2 separate regions of the Homo sapiens genome follow, and region 2 is linked to region 1. A link is a contact called in ENCODE Hi-C or POLR2A ChIA-PET data. All regions are on one chromosome and are shown on one strand. Each heading gives the region's core, a stretch centred on a gene start or an enhancer-like site at or near the end of the contact. The rest is flanking DNA. Distances are from core to core; before and after follow the strand shown. Region 1 overlaps LOC124901288 (a long non-coding RNA gene). Region 2 overlaps LOC285819 (a long non-coding RNA gene).

Region 1 (7,898 bases), core at 1,880-4,379:
GGTCTGGATCATATAGGCTCCTTTCTCCACAGCCTTGGATCCTGTGATATTTAAAGCAGTGGAAAGGAATACCCTAAGGTTAAATACTTTCCCTGAGGACCCTAGATGAGATGTATTGATGCAAACTCCCTTCTAACAACGAGAGATAGTAATAAAGAGGGTTATGCCACATGACCGAAGGTTTCCAGTTCCTTTTAAAGACACTGCAGGTTGCGGGTGGTGGCTCATGCCTGTAATCTCAGCACTTTGGGAGGCCGAGGCAGGAGGATCACTTGAGCTCAGCAGTTAAAGACCAGCCTGGGCAACATAGTAAGACTCCATCTCTATCTTAGGAAAGAAAAAGAGAGAGAGGAGAAACGGAAGAAAAGAAAGGAAGGAAGGAAGGAAGGAAGGGGAGAAAGAACAGATGTTGCAGTGGTAAGCCCTTGTAACCAGGCATGGAAGTGGGAGGCATGTAACCCTATGGACCCCAGTTCTATTTCAGGGTCCCATGCATCCTGGGGTCAACATTTGAGGACATGCCCTGAAAAACAATCATTAATAATTGTATTTGTGCTTCTGCTTTTGGTGGCCCCTGCAGTGAACAATCGCCACCTGGCTTGTTCTCTTATGGGCTGGTTCTCTTATTTAAAGTCCAATAGCTTTAAAAATGACAGCACCATTCTGACCTGCTTGTTATCAGATGTTAACATGCCCCTTTCCTTCCAAACAGCTCCATGTGTGTAGCATACAGTAGGCATACTTGGAATCTGTGTATACGCTGATAATTTTTCCTTCCCCCAACTCCAGCAGCCGGGTTAGTGCAATAAGTTCTGCTTTGTGAAGAGCATCCCATAGCGAGGGCATGGGCCTCTATAACTTTAGTGAGATAGGAGATAGCATAACTTGTCCTCCTTTGTCCTCCTTGCATACAGCTACTCTCTTCAGTCAACCATTCGGCTTCTGCATTTTCTTTTTTCTTTTCTTTTTTTTTTTTTTTTTAGACGGAGTCTCGCTCTGTCACCCAGGCTGGAGCGCAGTGGCATGATCTTGGCTCACTGCAACCTCCACCTCTCGGGTTCAAGCAATTCTCCTGCCTCAGCCTCCCAAGTGGCTGGGACTACAGGTGCCCACCACCACACCCAGCGAATTTTTTTGTATTTTTAGTAGAGATCGGGTTTCACCATATTGTCCAGGCTGGTCTTGAACTCCTGACCTTGTGATCCGCCTGCCTCAGCCTCCCAAAGTGCTGGGATTACAGGTATGAGCCACCGCGCCCGGCTGGCTTCTGCATCTTCAATGGGCTAGTCTACTGGAGTATACTTCTTCCATCACTTCTAGACAGTTGTGGAATAAATGCCCATCCTTAGATGGAAAGAGGGTGGTAGGGTTCTAATTATTACACACCTTTAAAATTATATGGGAGTTATCAATAAGCATTACCTGTAACTAGAGGGTCCTGCCCGGGGATTGCCATTCTGCCTCCCTTTCTTTTATGAGAGTTTGGGTATGGTGAGGAGTCCAGATGGTTAAGGGCTGTCCAAAGGTTAGCTTCTCTGTCTCCTTCAGGAGGAGGGCTGTAGCTGCCACTGACCAGAGGCAAGATGGCTTGCCTTTAGCAACCAGGTCCAGTTGCTTAGAAAAGTAGACTCGAGGCAGAGAGGCTAGTGTTTAATACCCCTAGGGATATTCCTTCTCTTCTCATGGATATAAGGATGGAAGGGTTTGCTTACAGCTGATAGGGCTGATGCTGGGGCTCTCATAAGCTGGGTCTTAACCACTTGGACTGCTTGGTTGCATTCTACCATCCATTTAAAAGGGCCCATGTCCTTTCCTTTTGATTGTTTATATGAGGGGTGGGCAATGAGGCCAAAATTAGGAATCCAGAGGTGGCAGAACCAGGCCATTCCCAGGAACTCTCAGAGTTGCTTCTGGGTCCCTGGTGCTTATAGTTGGCATATTACCTCCCATCTGTCTTGGAACAAACGTTGTTCTCCTTCTAGGAGGGACCCCAAATAGGTAACCTGCTGCTGATAAATCTGTGCTTTTCCCTGGGAGACCTTATAACTTCCCTTTCTGCTAAGAAGTTGAAGACTAGCATGGTATTCTGATCTGAAATTTGTTTGGAGGGGCTGGAAATAAGACCCCCTCAGGATCTCTTTCTAGTCATTTAGAATGAGCCTTCCAGTTATAAGGATCTGAAATTGTGAAGGGCACATGTACAGTAACCATCCCTCCTTCCCTATTGGAGACCTGCTGGAGGGGAGAGGTAAGATGACTTACCCTGGGTACTGTCCCGGCTGACTCCCTGAGAGGAGTCCAAGGATGATTGGTGGAAAGAGGGTGTGTTGCCTGCAGGTAGGGGCTATTGTCCCCATTTGACAGATGAGAAGGCTGCTTAAAACCCTCCCTAACCACTTCCCTGTCCCCTGCCCCTCTTTATCCTACTTCCATGCCTATGCTTAATTTTTCTCCATAACATTTAAGTCATCATCTGACATTACGTGTTACTTATTTTCTCTCTGTACCATTAGCAAGCCGACTCCTTGAGAACGCACTTCTGTTAAGTTTTGTGTGCTGCTCTGTCCCTTTGCCTCTGTGTCTGAGCTCTGACATGCTCAGACAGCATGCTTTTTGGTGACATGCTATTCAGAGATCTGAGAATTAACATAGAAATGGATTTAAAGAGACCATGAAATGTAGCTCACACATGGTGGCTCATGCCTGTAGTCCCAGCTACTATAGAGGCTGAGGTGGGAGGAACCACTTGAGCCCGGGAGGTTGGAGCTGCAGTGAGCTGTGATTGTGTCACCGCATTCCAGCCTGGGCAACAGAGCCTTGGTTTTTGAGACTCTGTCTCAAAAAACAAGGCCGGGCTTGGTGGCTCATGCCTGTAATCCCAGCACTTTGAGGGACCGAGGTGGCTGGATCACTTGAGGCCAGGAGTTCAAGACCAACTTGGCCAACATGGTGAAACCCTGTCTTTACTAAAAATATAAAAAATTAGCCAGGCATGGTGACGCATGCTTGCAATCCCAGCTACTTAGGAGGCTGAGGCACGAGAATCGCTTGAACTGGGGAGGCAGAGGTTACAGTGAGCCAAGACAGCACCATTGCACTTCAGCCTGGGTGACAGGAGTGAAACTCTGTGTCAAAACCAAACCAAAACAAAACAAAAAACCACTAAACTAAAACGTAGTAAATGTTCATTAGTCTGTACACTTGCCCCAATGTTTCTCTTTATTTTGTCATATATAAAGTATGTTTTGTTAAAAATAACATTTCAGGTTGAAAATAATACGTGGACAGCAATTACTGCTTACCGCTTAATTGGGTTGTTACTGTGAGGGAAACATGAGCCAGTATCTGTGACACACTGTAAAATGTAAAGTACTCTACAACTGTCGCTAACTGCTGTCCAGAGAACTGTTTTTCCCCTTCAGTAACTTGCTTTCCCTCCTCCCCTGCTCCTTTCACCTCTCATTCCTCCTTCTTTCCCTCGTACTCCACTCTTCTCCTCCTTCCCGTTCCTCCCTCTCTCCTCTCCCTCCTCCCACTCCTCACCTTTTCTCTGCTCTCTCTTTCCTCCCACAAGTCCTCCTCGTCTCCTCCTCGTTCCCTCACTCTATCATCTCTTCCTCTCCCTCCCTCCTTCTCTCTCTTCCTCTCCATCCCTCCTTCTCTCTCTTCCTCTCCATCCCTCCCTGCCCGTCCCCTTTCCTCCCGCCCCAGCTTTTTCCCTCCTCCCGCCTCTTCGAACTCGTCTCAGGTGTCTCTCTCTTTCTCTAGGCTTCGCCGCCCCCTCATGGCGGATATGCATCACTGCCTGTGCCGTGGGCCTGAGAAAGTCTCACCCTCTCAACCCCTGTCAATGGAGCGGCCTATAGATGGCAAGCTGAGGGCTGTGCACAGCAGGGAACCTCAAAAGCTGAAATGCACGTTTTGCTCCTAGAGGCGTTGCCAGGCGTGGTGGCTCACGCCTGTAATCCCAACACTTTGGGAGGCCGAGGCGGGCTGATCGCGAGCTCAGGAGTTCGAGATCAGCCTGACCAATAAAAACACAAAAATTAGCCGGGCATGATGGTGCGCGCCTGTACGTTTATATGAATGCAAACTGAGCTTTATTTCCATCCTCTGCCCCTTCCCGCTTAATGGCATATCCTTCATCTTAGTCAAACCAGGCTACTCCTGAGTCAATAATGGTCTTCGTCCTAGTCAATTCAGGGCTTTATTAATTAATTTTGGGCCTCTCCTTTTCCTCAGATGGTATCTCAGTTTGGACATGAAGAGAAGACCGCTCCTGTGTCCACGCATGGAGAAGAACCGCTGGCCCTCCCTGGTCGTCTGTCCACTAGGGCATCTGCCTCTGCGTTCTTGTGCCCTGGTTTCTGAGTGCAGAACCACTAAAATCCTGGCTTCTTTCCTCAGCATCCTGGCGAGGTATCCTCAGCCTCTGAACCCGTCAGCCACATTCACACCCAGAGGAACCAGGAAGCATCCACAGCTTCCCCTACACCCTACAGCTCTGCCTCAGGTCCTCCCAAAGCTATATCCAAATAAGGTTACATTCTGAGGTACTAGGATTAGGATTTCAACATATGAATTTTGGGGGACACAAAACTGAATCCATAAAAAGGTGGTTGGGGTCCTTTTAGAAAACATGTTCCAAAAGTCCACGTATCTACGAATTTTTAAAAACTAGAAGATGATTTTGAATTGAGCCTGCTATTAAGAGAGATTTCATTTAAAGACTGAAAATAAACATCTTCTACAAGAATGATATATTTTTTGCATTCCTAAACAGTGATCAGCATATGGTAGTTGCTGAAATATGCCATTGTTTCTATAGGAAATGTAGACATTTTAGTTACTTGGGGATGGAAATGGGGAAGTCATTTTCTTTGGAAGAGTAACTAAGAAGGAACCCAAAATAAGGGTATTGTCAAGGATAGTTCAGCAGACGGAGAAGGTCTTAGTTTCTTTCTTAAAGCATCCCTCTTCACTCTCTGAGAAACTTGTCTTCCTATCTTCACCCATGGAGAAAGAAACTAAGTCAGTCCTATGTTTCTTGCTGAGTTCACCAGATCTCAGAAATTCTGTTTCAGTTATCTGTTAAGAAAGACCTCTATAGATTTAACTTGGCTGTGATACCCTCTTCTCTGGAAAGTCTCATCTCTGAGCTCTTTAGTTGAATATTGTGACTACCACACATGAGAGAAGGGAGAGGTGTGAAAACCAAAGTTAGTGAGGGGTGGTAGGTGTGGGAGAACAGGGTTGGGCTTAGAAGGCCTAAATTCTGGCATGAACTGATTCCACACCCTGGAGTGTCAGATTGATTTATTGGCTTAAACAATAAAGAAGAGTTTTCTCAATTAACAAGAAGTTCTCAGGTAGGACATGGAGAGGCTCTAGTAAGGTGGCATGCCACAGTCATTCTCTCTCCTCCTAGTGATCTTTTCTGTACTGTAGAGGCAGGAAAACAAAACACTACATCTCTCAGGTTCTCAGGCAGTCATGATTTGGAAAAAAAAATGTAGCTTAAACAAACTATATCTAGCAAATTAGATGTAGTCACATGGAATTTGGAGGCTAGAAATGAGGCTACATTTCTGCAGTTTTAACTGTTGTTTGGTTCTCCTGTATAGTGTTGTTAGCAGAGTCTCCAGTGACCCATAATGGATTTTTAAGACTTGAGAGGCAGGCCATAAGTCATCTGTTTTACTGGTGTTGATGCAGGTGCTGCATGGTTCTGGAGCTGGCAGCAGGCAGGAGCTTTCTGATGGTGGTGGTTTTCTTGGTTGTGGCAGTGATGCTGTAGTGCTGTGGTAGTGACACTGTAGTGATTTTAGAAGAGTCAGCAGATCCCTCGGTGGTTCAATTCTGCAGTGTGGCACTGGAAGTCAATCTGAATGCTCAACATAGAAATGTTACAACATTTCTTGTAAAAAATGTTTTCCTGTTTAAACAATCTAAAGTGTGTTTGAGTGTTTGCATTTTAATCCTGACCAACACAGAGGACAATTCCAATATATCCTCATTAAGGACCCAGGTTTTTTCCATCTTTACATTTTGCAAGGTTAATGCAATGCATCAGCTTAGCTCCCTTCATGCTCACAAGATGGCTACGATTGTCCCTAGGATCATATCCAGGCAGAGTAACATCGAACAGAGGAATTTGTTTTAATTGGTTTGTTAACTGTAGTATCCCCTGGGTCTAGAAAAGTGCTTCACACACATTAGGCCAACAATAAATATTTGTTGAATGAATAAATGAATGGATGGATGGATCACTCATCTAGAACCACAAAAGAGCCTGTTTACTTTCCTGCTGATTAAGAACATGGTGGCCTACCCTCCCTGCAAAATGGAAAGAATGTTTTTTCTAAAGTAACATACACATACACATACACAAGAGTTGAGCTTTCATATCCTAACACTTGGTTTCTAACAATGCAACTCAAACTTAATTAAGGAAAACAAAAAAGGAATGTATCATACTATTATAAGGATACAATGGGGACTGTGGAGCCCAAGCACAGAGCTCCAGCTGGGCCTCCAGTCACAGCTGGGAACCTGAGCAGAGGGAGTGAAGCTGACAAGCAGAGGAGTCAGCTGGAACTAGGGGCCACCCCAAGTTCAAGTCTCCCACAGGCTGTGGCCTTGGGCAACAGTATGTGTTGGAAGTTTCTGAATCTTTCTGCTTACCGATACCTGTGCTAACCCCATAAGAAAGAAATTCTGGAGATGCGTCTGATGCTGAGGGGAACAGCTGCCTCTGTCTGCAAGAAAACACCTTTCTGTGGTGCAGGGGCCTGAACTCTTTTTTTCTGTATATTTTCTGCTACATTTTTGGCTTTGCAGGTCCTCCTGTGTCTTTCATAACTGCTCTTGTAGTGCAGCCATAGATGAATGGACATGGCTGTGTCCCGATAAAACCTTATTTATGGACAATGAAATTGGAATTTCATATAATGTTGATGTGGCACAGATGATTATTCTGCTTTTAATTTATATTCAGCAATCTAAAAATGTAAAAACAGCTGTAGGCAATACAAAAACAGGTAGCAGGCCACATTTGGCCTGCAGGCATGTTTCCTGACCCTTGATCTACCCTAAGGACTGTTGGACATTTGAGATGTTTCCTGTGGCCTGGTTTTTCAAATCTACAAAAAAAAGTTTTTAAACGTTTTTTGCTCAAAGCAAGGAAATCTAGTGAAAGAATTGACCTTTAACTTATCATGGCCTGGCTTTTTTGTTAAAGTGCTTTATATTGAATACAAACCAACAAAAATCCTATTATCAAACCATCAAACTGTCCTACTATCAAAATGCCACTCTTTCATAAGTGAATTACTACTGTTTTTGTATCTGGGATATGGAATGTTTTATATACTTGATAATTATGTCTTAGAAAAGAAAACATTTTGGTTGGGCATGGTGGCTCACACCTGTAATCCCAGCACTTTGGGAGGCTGAGGTGGGTGGATCACTAGGTCAGGAGTTTAAGACCAGCCTGGCCAACATGGTGAAACCCCATCTTTACTAAAAATACAAAAATTATCTGGGCGAGGTGGTGTGCGCCTGTAATCCCAGCTACTCAGTAGGCTGAGGCAGGAGAATTGCTTGAACCCAGGAGGCGGAGGCTGCAGTGAGCAGAGATTGTGCCACTGCACTCCAGCCTGGGCAACAAAGCAAGACTCAGTCTAAAAAAAGAAAAGAAAAGAAAACTTTTTAAAATTGAATATTTGTAATTTGTTGTTCCCTGTGATTTTTATGCTATAAAACTTAGGCACTTCTATAAATACATATTAAATATAACCCTATGTTATATTGGAGTTCTTATGATTAGAAACTGCATATTAGAAGCAATTAGTTCAAAGAGCAAACTCCAATGAGAAGACTCATTTATACATTCATTA
Region 2 (7,898 bases), core at 1,814-4,313, 130 kb before region 1:
TGCAGGAAGATCACTTGAGCCAACTAAGGAGTTCGAGCGAGACTCCATCTCTACAAACAATTTAAAATAATAAAGAGACAGAGAGAGAAAGAAAAAAAAATCTTGTGTAATTTAAAGTAAAAGACAAAACTAAACTTCCTCCTTTGTATAGTGGTGTGAAGAAGAAGAAGAGGAAGAAGAAAAAGAGGAAGAAGAAGAAGGAGGAAAATAAAAAGACAAAACTAACATAAAAATTTCAGGAGCTTCTTTGTAAAATGAATAGAAATTCTTCAATAGGCCTCTGGGGCTGAGATGTGAGGAGGAGGAGGAAGAAAATGAGAGTGGGAAGGACGCACTGGAGGACTGTTACTATCTGAATCCTATCGCCTACAAAACATCAACTGATCAATCAGGCACAAGAAAGTGTTCTGCTTCTTTCTGTCACCTTAGAAATAACCTGGACGTCAAACATCGGTGAAAAGAAGAGAAAAAAAGGAAAATGAAATAACCTGGAAGCTCCTGATGATTTGAGATCAGATCTTTACATACTAAGAGATGGTTGCTATATCTGGGGGCCTTGAGTGAAAGGCAGCAGTGGGAGCCCAGCACCCATTTCCAGACAACTCCACAGCCCAGAGCCCAAACTCAGCAGTTATGAGTTGAATTTATTTTGTCAAACAAAAAGAGTCAAACTCTGTAAAATATTGCAAGAGATTTATTCTCAGCCAGATATGAGTGCCCAGTGGCTTGTGACACAGCCCCGAGATCCTGTGAACATGTGCCGAAGTGGTTGGGCTCCAGCTTCTTTTTATACTTTATATTTATTGAGATGTTTTAACTCTGCAGGCCAGAGAGAGAGACCTATCTGAAACCAGCTTGGGCAGCTGGAGAAGAATGAGGGTGAGCAGACATCTGGGCAAGCCGGAGTTTGGGAAAACTGCCATCTTCGACCTTTCTGGAGCAGCAAGATACTGGTGTGAGTCTGTCAGGAGCTTCAGCCTAGCTGATGAATAGACAGGAGAGAGCGATGGGCTCTACAGACCCGCTCAGCAGTTCTTTCCAACTTGGAGTGCTCTGGTCATTTGCATCTGAATCCTGCTGTGTCTTCTCTCCAGTGGAGATTTTCAAACCAGGCTGCCATCAGCACCCACTCACCACCCTAAGTTTGGTAAATGATATATAAAGCTTCAAACTGGCCCTACAACTCAAAAGGAGACATAGGAGAAGGGAGGCGTTCATGGGTTGCATATAAATGAGCACAGTTTGAAATCACTACACTAAAAAAAAATCTTTCAACTATAATAATATGTTATTTACTTTCAGCAATGAGTCAGTCAGGAATTTAGCCCAGGAAATCAACAGAAAAATAGACTCCTCCCTCCCCTGAGATGCTGCCTGCACTGGATTCATGTAAATTTAAATATAAATTTAGATTGATGTTCTTTCACCATCCTCCCCCATTATCCTTCTCTCACTTCAATCATAAATGCTCTTCTGTTTGCATCATAAATTTTTCCCCTCAATCCAGTACATTTTTCTTTTTTCCTTGTATTTATTTTATTTTATTTTAATTTTTTAGAGATGAAGTCTCACTATGTTTCCCAGTCTGATCTTGAACTTTTGGGCTCAAGTGATCCTCCCAACTCAGCCTCTCAAAGTGCTGAAATTACAGGCGTGAGCCACTATGCCCTGCTGATCCTGTACATTTTTTGAGTTCATTGTACCAATAGTTCCTCCATTAGCTTGGTTAAACATTCACAAAACAAAACAAAATGCCCCCAAATGTGACAGCTGAGTCCTTGTAGGAAAAAATCCTTAAGTGAAGCTTAGTATCCTGGGGTTCATTGCATATTCATATATACATACTTGGGGACCCATGCACTAAAAAGACAGACTCCTTTTGTTTACAATAATTCAGCCTTTGCTGTTAAGGTGATTAAGGCAAGTAGGTGTGGGTGGAGAGATAGTGACAAAGGAAGTGAACTAGAGGAATAAAGATCAAAAGATGGGAGGAGGTCACTAGGTCACAGTTAAGCAAGGGCAAGCAGGCAGGAACCAGCCCTGTTGCACTGGTGTACTTGGTCACCTGGGCAGGGTGTTGACGGGCTGTTGTGGGGATGTTGGGGACATCTAGAAAATATGGAGTTGAAAATTTACAATATACATATGAATCTTTAAGGCACATCTCTTTTTAGAACCTTTTGGAATATGTTCCTAAACATAACCAGGAGATATTTTAGGAGTCTTTTCGTCTCCTGGCTGGGGGCAGTGGCTCATGCCTGTAATCACAGCACTTTGGGAGGCCAAGGTGGGTGGATCACTTGAGGTCAGGAGTTCAGTACCAGCCTGGCCGGCCAGCCTGGCCAACATGGTGAAACCCCGTCTCTATTAAAAATACAAAAAATTTGCCAGGTGTGGTGGCGTATGCCTGTATTCCCAGCTACTCCGGAGGCTGAGGCCAGAGAATTGCTTGGCTGGGAAGGTGGATGCTGCAGTGAGCCGAGATTGTGTCACTGCACTCCAGCCTGGGCAACAGTGAGACTCTGACAAAAAAAAAAAAAAGGAGTCTTTGCTCCTTTCTGACTGTAATTAGTTCCTAAGAACATGCAGTTGGAAGGTTTCTCTATTCAGGTTGTCCCTCTTCAGCCAAATCTCAGCCTCTTCAGGTCCTTACTCTTTGCATTCTACCCTCTCCATCCTCACCCCTTTCTCTGTGCCAGTTCCCCTCTCAGCTTTTCAGTCCCTTTTCTTCCAGGCCTTGTAGCCCTGGCTCTAAGCAATTTTCCCCACTTACTCCTTAATATTCCTATCTGAAAATCATAGCCCACAAAAAAAGGTAATCAATAGTTTTCTGTTGTTAATAAAAACTTTAGACAAATTAAATTTAGCAGGGTTTAATTTGAACAAAGAACAATTTGCAAACCATCAGAACGATCGGGCAGCCATCAGAGAGGTTCAGTGAGCTCCATTCCACAAGGGAAGTGACACACAGAAACAGCTTAATTGGTTACAGCTCAGAGTTGGCCTTATTTGAACATAGTCTGATCACTTGGCTGCAGGGTTGACTGCCGCCGACTGAAGTTCGGCTACTGGGATTGGCTGAGACTCAGCTATTTGTTACAAAAGTATACTCCCATGCCTTAAGCTTTCAGTTAGTTTACATACTAAGTTAGGTTGCAGTTCATTATTTAAGGGCTCAAGAGCCATCCCTCAGGCTAAATGTATACATATCTCATACCAAATTTAGTTTAATTTAACACAATTATTTCTGCTTTAGTTAAGATTCTCTGATCCAGAATAAAGGAAAAGAAAGCATGTGCTGTACACTCGGTCCGAGAAACACTAAGAGAATCCTCTTTGTAGGAATTCGTGTTTTGATTGGCTCAGAGGTACCATTTCTCATCAGTTGCTGGGCAGAAGCCACTGGGGACGGTTAGAATGAAAACTGAAACGATATTGAATTGTACACATTGACGAAAAGTTTCAGCCCTACCTCTCAAAGTGTTTGCAGCTCTCTGTGTTTACATATTTGAATCATTAATGTGTGTGTTACGTGTACAATCAGTGTTTCTTCACATTCAGCTGTCTTTTATATCATAACAGAAATATCAGGAGAACTGAGTGGAAAAATGAAAAGATTTTAAGAAGAGAAGATAGGTATTAATTAAAATGATACTGTGGCAGTTTGCAGACATCCCCTTGCATGTAATTGTTACATGGAGGATATTATCATCTTTTGTTTTGGATATTATCATCTTTTACCACAGAGCCAAATGAAAGTATGAACATAATGAAAACTAGATCTATTGCATCTATTTTAGTACCTCCAAAATTCAGGTCTCAGATCCATTACCGAATTATAGAATTTTCTGGTATCCAGAGTTAGTGCTGTCTATAACTGCATATTTTATATTTTTCACAAAATTATTTTGGGTGTGACTGAAGCTTTCTTCACCTCTTGCTCCTTATTTGTGCCATACTGTATTTTCATGTGTATTTGTTTCTCACTCTGACAATGAAATATGTTCTAAGGTTAACCTTTGGGTAGACTGTGGGGGATGTCTTTGTAAGGGGTCCTTGCTACAAACCTTGGGACCTAGTGATAGCAGACAGGAGGCAGTCAGATGCCTAGGCAGGTAGCAATGGGTCCCCAGTGATACCCCACCTCCAAGCTGAAGACAGTTTAAAGCCTGAAAGCCAAACTACAAGGTAAATCCTCAGCCCAAATTGAGAACTTGTTGAGAACTTGTCTTCCTGTTTGGTGCACTTTCCTCTGATTGGTCCCCACCCTTCAACTACTTTCCATATACCCACACTTTCCTAATTGTTTTTTTACACTGTTGTGGCCATCTTTGAGTGGTGTCTTCACTTTAACCTTTTTTGCATACTCACAAACCATTCAGCACACACTTCCCATTCTGAGTCCATAAAACAGGCCTGGACCCAGCCACACAGGGGGAGCTTTCCTGCCTTCAGGTAGGGGTGCCAGCATCCCCTCTCTGCTGAGAGCTGTTCAGTCGCTTGATAAAATTCTTCTCAGCCCTCCTCACCCTTCAACGTCTAGTGTATCCTCATTCTTCTTGGGCATGGTACAAGAGCTCAGGAACTGCTGAACGTGGGTATAAGCTATAACACAGGTGAGCTGGGGCATGCCAGTTTAGCCAAGCGAGGCTTGGGTGGGGTGTTGCTGGCCAGAGGTCCCCTGCTTGCAAAGTGACAAATAAAAATCCTGTATCACTAGCACTTGCAACTTTAGTTGGGTCACAAATAAAATATAAAGGCCTATCATTTGTTTATGTTATAAAACAGACCCTTAAAGTAATTAAAACTCCTAGGACTTAGCTGAAACCTTGGCTGGTAGAAAATGATACTACAACAGTTTGAATTTAGGCTCTGTGGTAGAGTTGGCTGGCTGCTTGTTCAATAACAGATCTACTTTTCTCAGTAATAAAATCCCATTTTCTTATTGCAAGGTGTCCATCTCATTTGTAGACAGGGGAAGCCAAGGGACTAAGTTTGAGCCAATTGCTTGAGGGTGGAAGTTTATCAGACAGATTATTTAAGGGGAGGCTAAAACAGCTGGTAGACCCTTACACTCCCCTTACTTTCTACTTCCTCTTATCTAGAATATGGACTTTGGAGCTGGGCAGCCCTTTTGTGACCATGAGGCAACATTGAAGATGCAAGCCACATGCTAAGACAGAAGAAAATAAAGACAGAACTAAGCTGGGGCATGTATGACATTTCAAGCTCTCAGATCAGCCCTTGATGGCCACCATCCATATTTATTGACATGAAAAGAAGTCCTCATTTTGTCAAAGCCAATGATATTCAGGACTGTTATTAATAACAAAATACAATTCTTCCCTCTACCCACTACAGTGTATCATGAAACTCTTCAAACATATAGGAAAGTTGAGTATGGAATCTCTATCTCCAGCCTTGAGGTCTCACCTGGACTCTTGGTTATTCAATGGACTACTCTGCATCTCCATGTGCATCTCTAATATAGACTCCTCAACCTTAATGTATCCACAACTGAACCTTTGGTTCTGTACCACTCCCGTCTTGCTCCTTGTCTCTCCGTTTCCCCATCTCAGAAATTAACAACTTCATCTTTCCAGTTACTTTTCCTTCCTTCCTTCCTTCCTTCCTTTCCTTCCTTCCTTCTCTCTCTTTTCTTTTTTGAGAGTCTCACTCTGCCACTCAGGCTAGAGTGCAGTGGTGCACTGCAACCTCCACCTTCTGGGTTTTAGTACAGACAGGGTTTTACCATGTTGGCCAGGCTGTTCACGAACTCCTCACCTTAAGTGATCCACCTGCCTTGGCCTCCCAAAGTGCTGGGATGACGGGCGTGAGCCACCGTGCCCGGCCCATCTTTCCAGTTTCTTGGGACAAAAACCAAAGATCTACTTTTCTCCTTTGCCATATGAGGACACATTTAAAAGGCTGTGAACAAGGATGCAGGCTCTTACCAGTTACCAAACTGCTGGTGCCTTGGTCTTACATTTCCCAGCCCCCAGAGTGCAAGAAAAAAAATTTTGGTTGTTTATAAACGACTCAGTCTTGGTATATTTGTCATAGCTGTCTGGGCAGACTAAAACATGCACATAAACAACCCTGTTTTCTGCCTTAACAAATCAGGTATTTAAATATATGTTCCTGATTCTTCCCATAATGTGTCATTTGTAATTTCAGTAATATAATTTCAGACTGTTTAAAAAGCTTTTTGTTCAACCCAGTTTTACAACTGGATTACTGAGTTGTCTAAAATCCAAAACACTATCATTTAAGCCAGCATTTTAGATGCCTGATCGTTTCAGTCAGGGTTCTCCAGAGAGACAGAACCAATAGGGGATACAGACATGAGAGGGCATTTATTAAGGGAATTGACTCATGCAATTATGTAGCCTGAGAAATCCCATGACGGGCCATCTGCAAGCTGGAGACCCTGAGATTCTGGCAGCATGGCTCAGTCAAAGTGTGACAGCCTCAGAACCAAGCTGATGGCGTAACTCAGTCCAAAGACCCAAGGCCTGAGAACCTCAGGGCCACTGGTATAAGTCCCAAAGACCAAAGGCCGGAGAGCCTGGAGTTGTGATATTGAAGAGCAAGAGAAGAGTGTTCCAGAGAGACAGAGAGAGAGAGAGAATTCACCTTTCCTCTGCCTTTTGCTCTGTTGGGCTCACAGCTGATTGGAAGGTGCCCAAAGATATTGATGGCAGATCTCTTCCACTCAGTCCACTGACTCACATACCAGTCTCCCCTGGAAACACCCTCAGAGACACATCCAGAAATAATGCTCCATCAGTTGTCTAGGTATTCCTTAACCCAATCAAGTTGACACCTAAAATTAACCATCACATTGATTTACTTCCCGAATCCTCTATCCCAACTCTCAAATATGGTTTCAGGATTCCTGGGGTGGGGTGGGGGGGGTCTCTGACATAAGTTCCCTCCCCCTCTTTGTTTGAGACGGGAGTTTCACTCTTTCACCCAGGCTGGAGTGAAGCAGCACGATCTTGGCTCACTGCAACCTCCACCCCACTGGGGTTCAAGGATTCCCTGTCTCAGCCTCCTGAGTAGCTGGGATTATAGGTGCCCGCCACCATGCCTGGCTAATTTTTGTATTTTTAGTGAGATGGGGTTTTGCCATGTTGACCAGGCTGGTCTTGAACTCCTGACCTCAGGTGATCCACCCACCTCGGCTTCCTAAAGTGCTGGGATTACAGGCGTGAGCCACCGTGCCCGACCTGTGTTTTGGTTTTTTGAGGCAGAGTCTCACTCTGTTGCCTAGGCTGGAGTGCAATGGCAGGATCACAGCTCATTGCAAACTCCAACTCCTGGCTCAAGCAAGGAGTTGGAGTTAGTCTTTTTAGTCTCCTGAAGCAGGGACTACAGGCGTGCGCTACCACACCTAATTTTTTTTGTTTGTTTTTGGTAGAGACAAGGTCTCAGTTAACCAGAACTGTTTTAAGGGGCCTGCAAGGTTAATAATCGTATTTTCATATTAATAATAAAACACAGTTTGTTGTTTTTAATCTCATTCTGTCACTAGGATAAAGTTTTCTTGAGCCTATATAGTCTATGATATCTCAACAGAGTGAGTATAAAGGCAGATATGAGAATCCAGTCATATTCTTTCAAGCCACACATTAGATCTGGAAAAAGTTAATCAATGCCACACTTCACAATAAAATTTATTTTGCTTTGGATACCATACTTATTTTTCACAAACATTCTACTTATATTAACCTATAATTGGCTTATTCATGCTATTTTAATATAAATTAATAAATGTTGTAAATGTATGTATGTAATGTAAATAAATGTTGTAAAGGTAATAAATTAAAACATTTCTTAGTTTCAATCTCAAATGCCATAAATACCAACAAATATTAACCCAAATAAACAAAAAC

What was found. A loop is a pair of places that touch in the nucleus more often than their neighbours do. ChIA-PET counts read pairs that join two places held with the same protein, here RNA polymerase II (POLR2A). Pooled maps may share reads with other maps.
Region 2: a map of OCI-LY7 shows a loop between it and region 1 (5-fold over the local background). The contact joins two enhancer-like sites. A Hi-C loop is called at or near these places in 4 of 168 maps with a recorded cell type or tissue (CD4-positive, alpha-beta memory T cell, OCI-LY7, mammary epithelial cell and 1 more), 4 of 37 single-sample maps with no recorded cell type and 14 of 50 pooled maps. POLR2A ChIA-PET finds 5 or more read pairs at or near these places in 16 of 52 experiments (AG04449, B cell, BJ and 12 more).

What each region holds. Positions count from the first base shown.
Region 1 is chr6:26,337,687-26,345,584 of GRCh38, reverse strand. It overlaps LOC124901288 (a long non-coding RNA gene), which reads right to left. Exons shown (of 2, transcript XR_007059522.1): 2 at 5,300-5,891. Among named protein-coding and RNA genes, the nearest start is that of TRW-CCA3-2, 10 kb to the right of the region's middle. RefSeq lists an enhancer at 2,936-3,075. Within about 2 kb of position 3,129, at least 2 of the 41 ENCODE cell types and tissues checked have a DNase peak (open chromatin) inside an H3K27ac peak, as active enhancers do; they include OCI-LY7, where a contact is called at or near this core.
Region 2 is chr6:26,469,401-26,477,298 of GRCh38, reverse strand. LOC285819 (a long non-coding RNA gene) reads left to right here. Exons shown (of 4, transcript NR_038992.1): 3 at 1-1,147; 4 at 5,106-5,355. BTN2A1 (butyrophilin subfamily 2 member A1) reads right to left here. Exons shown (of 8, transcript NM_007049.5): 8 at 7,662-7,898. Among named protein-coding and RNA genes, the nearest start is that of BTN2A1, 15 kb to the right of the region's middle. RefSeq lists enhancers at 1-358, 3,415-3,464. Within about 2 kb of position 3,063, at least 41 of the 41 ENCODE cell types and tissues checked have a DNase peak (open chromatin) inside an H3K27ac peak, as active enhancers do; they include OCI-LY7, where a contact is called at or near this core.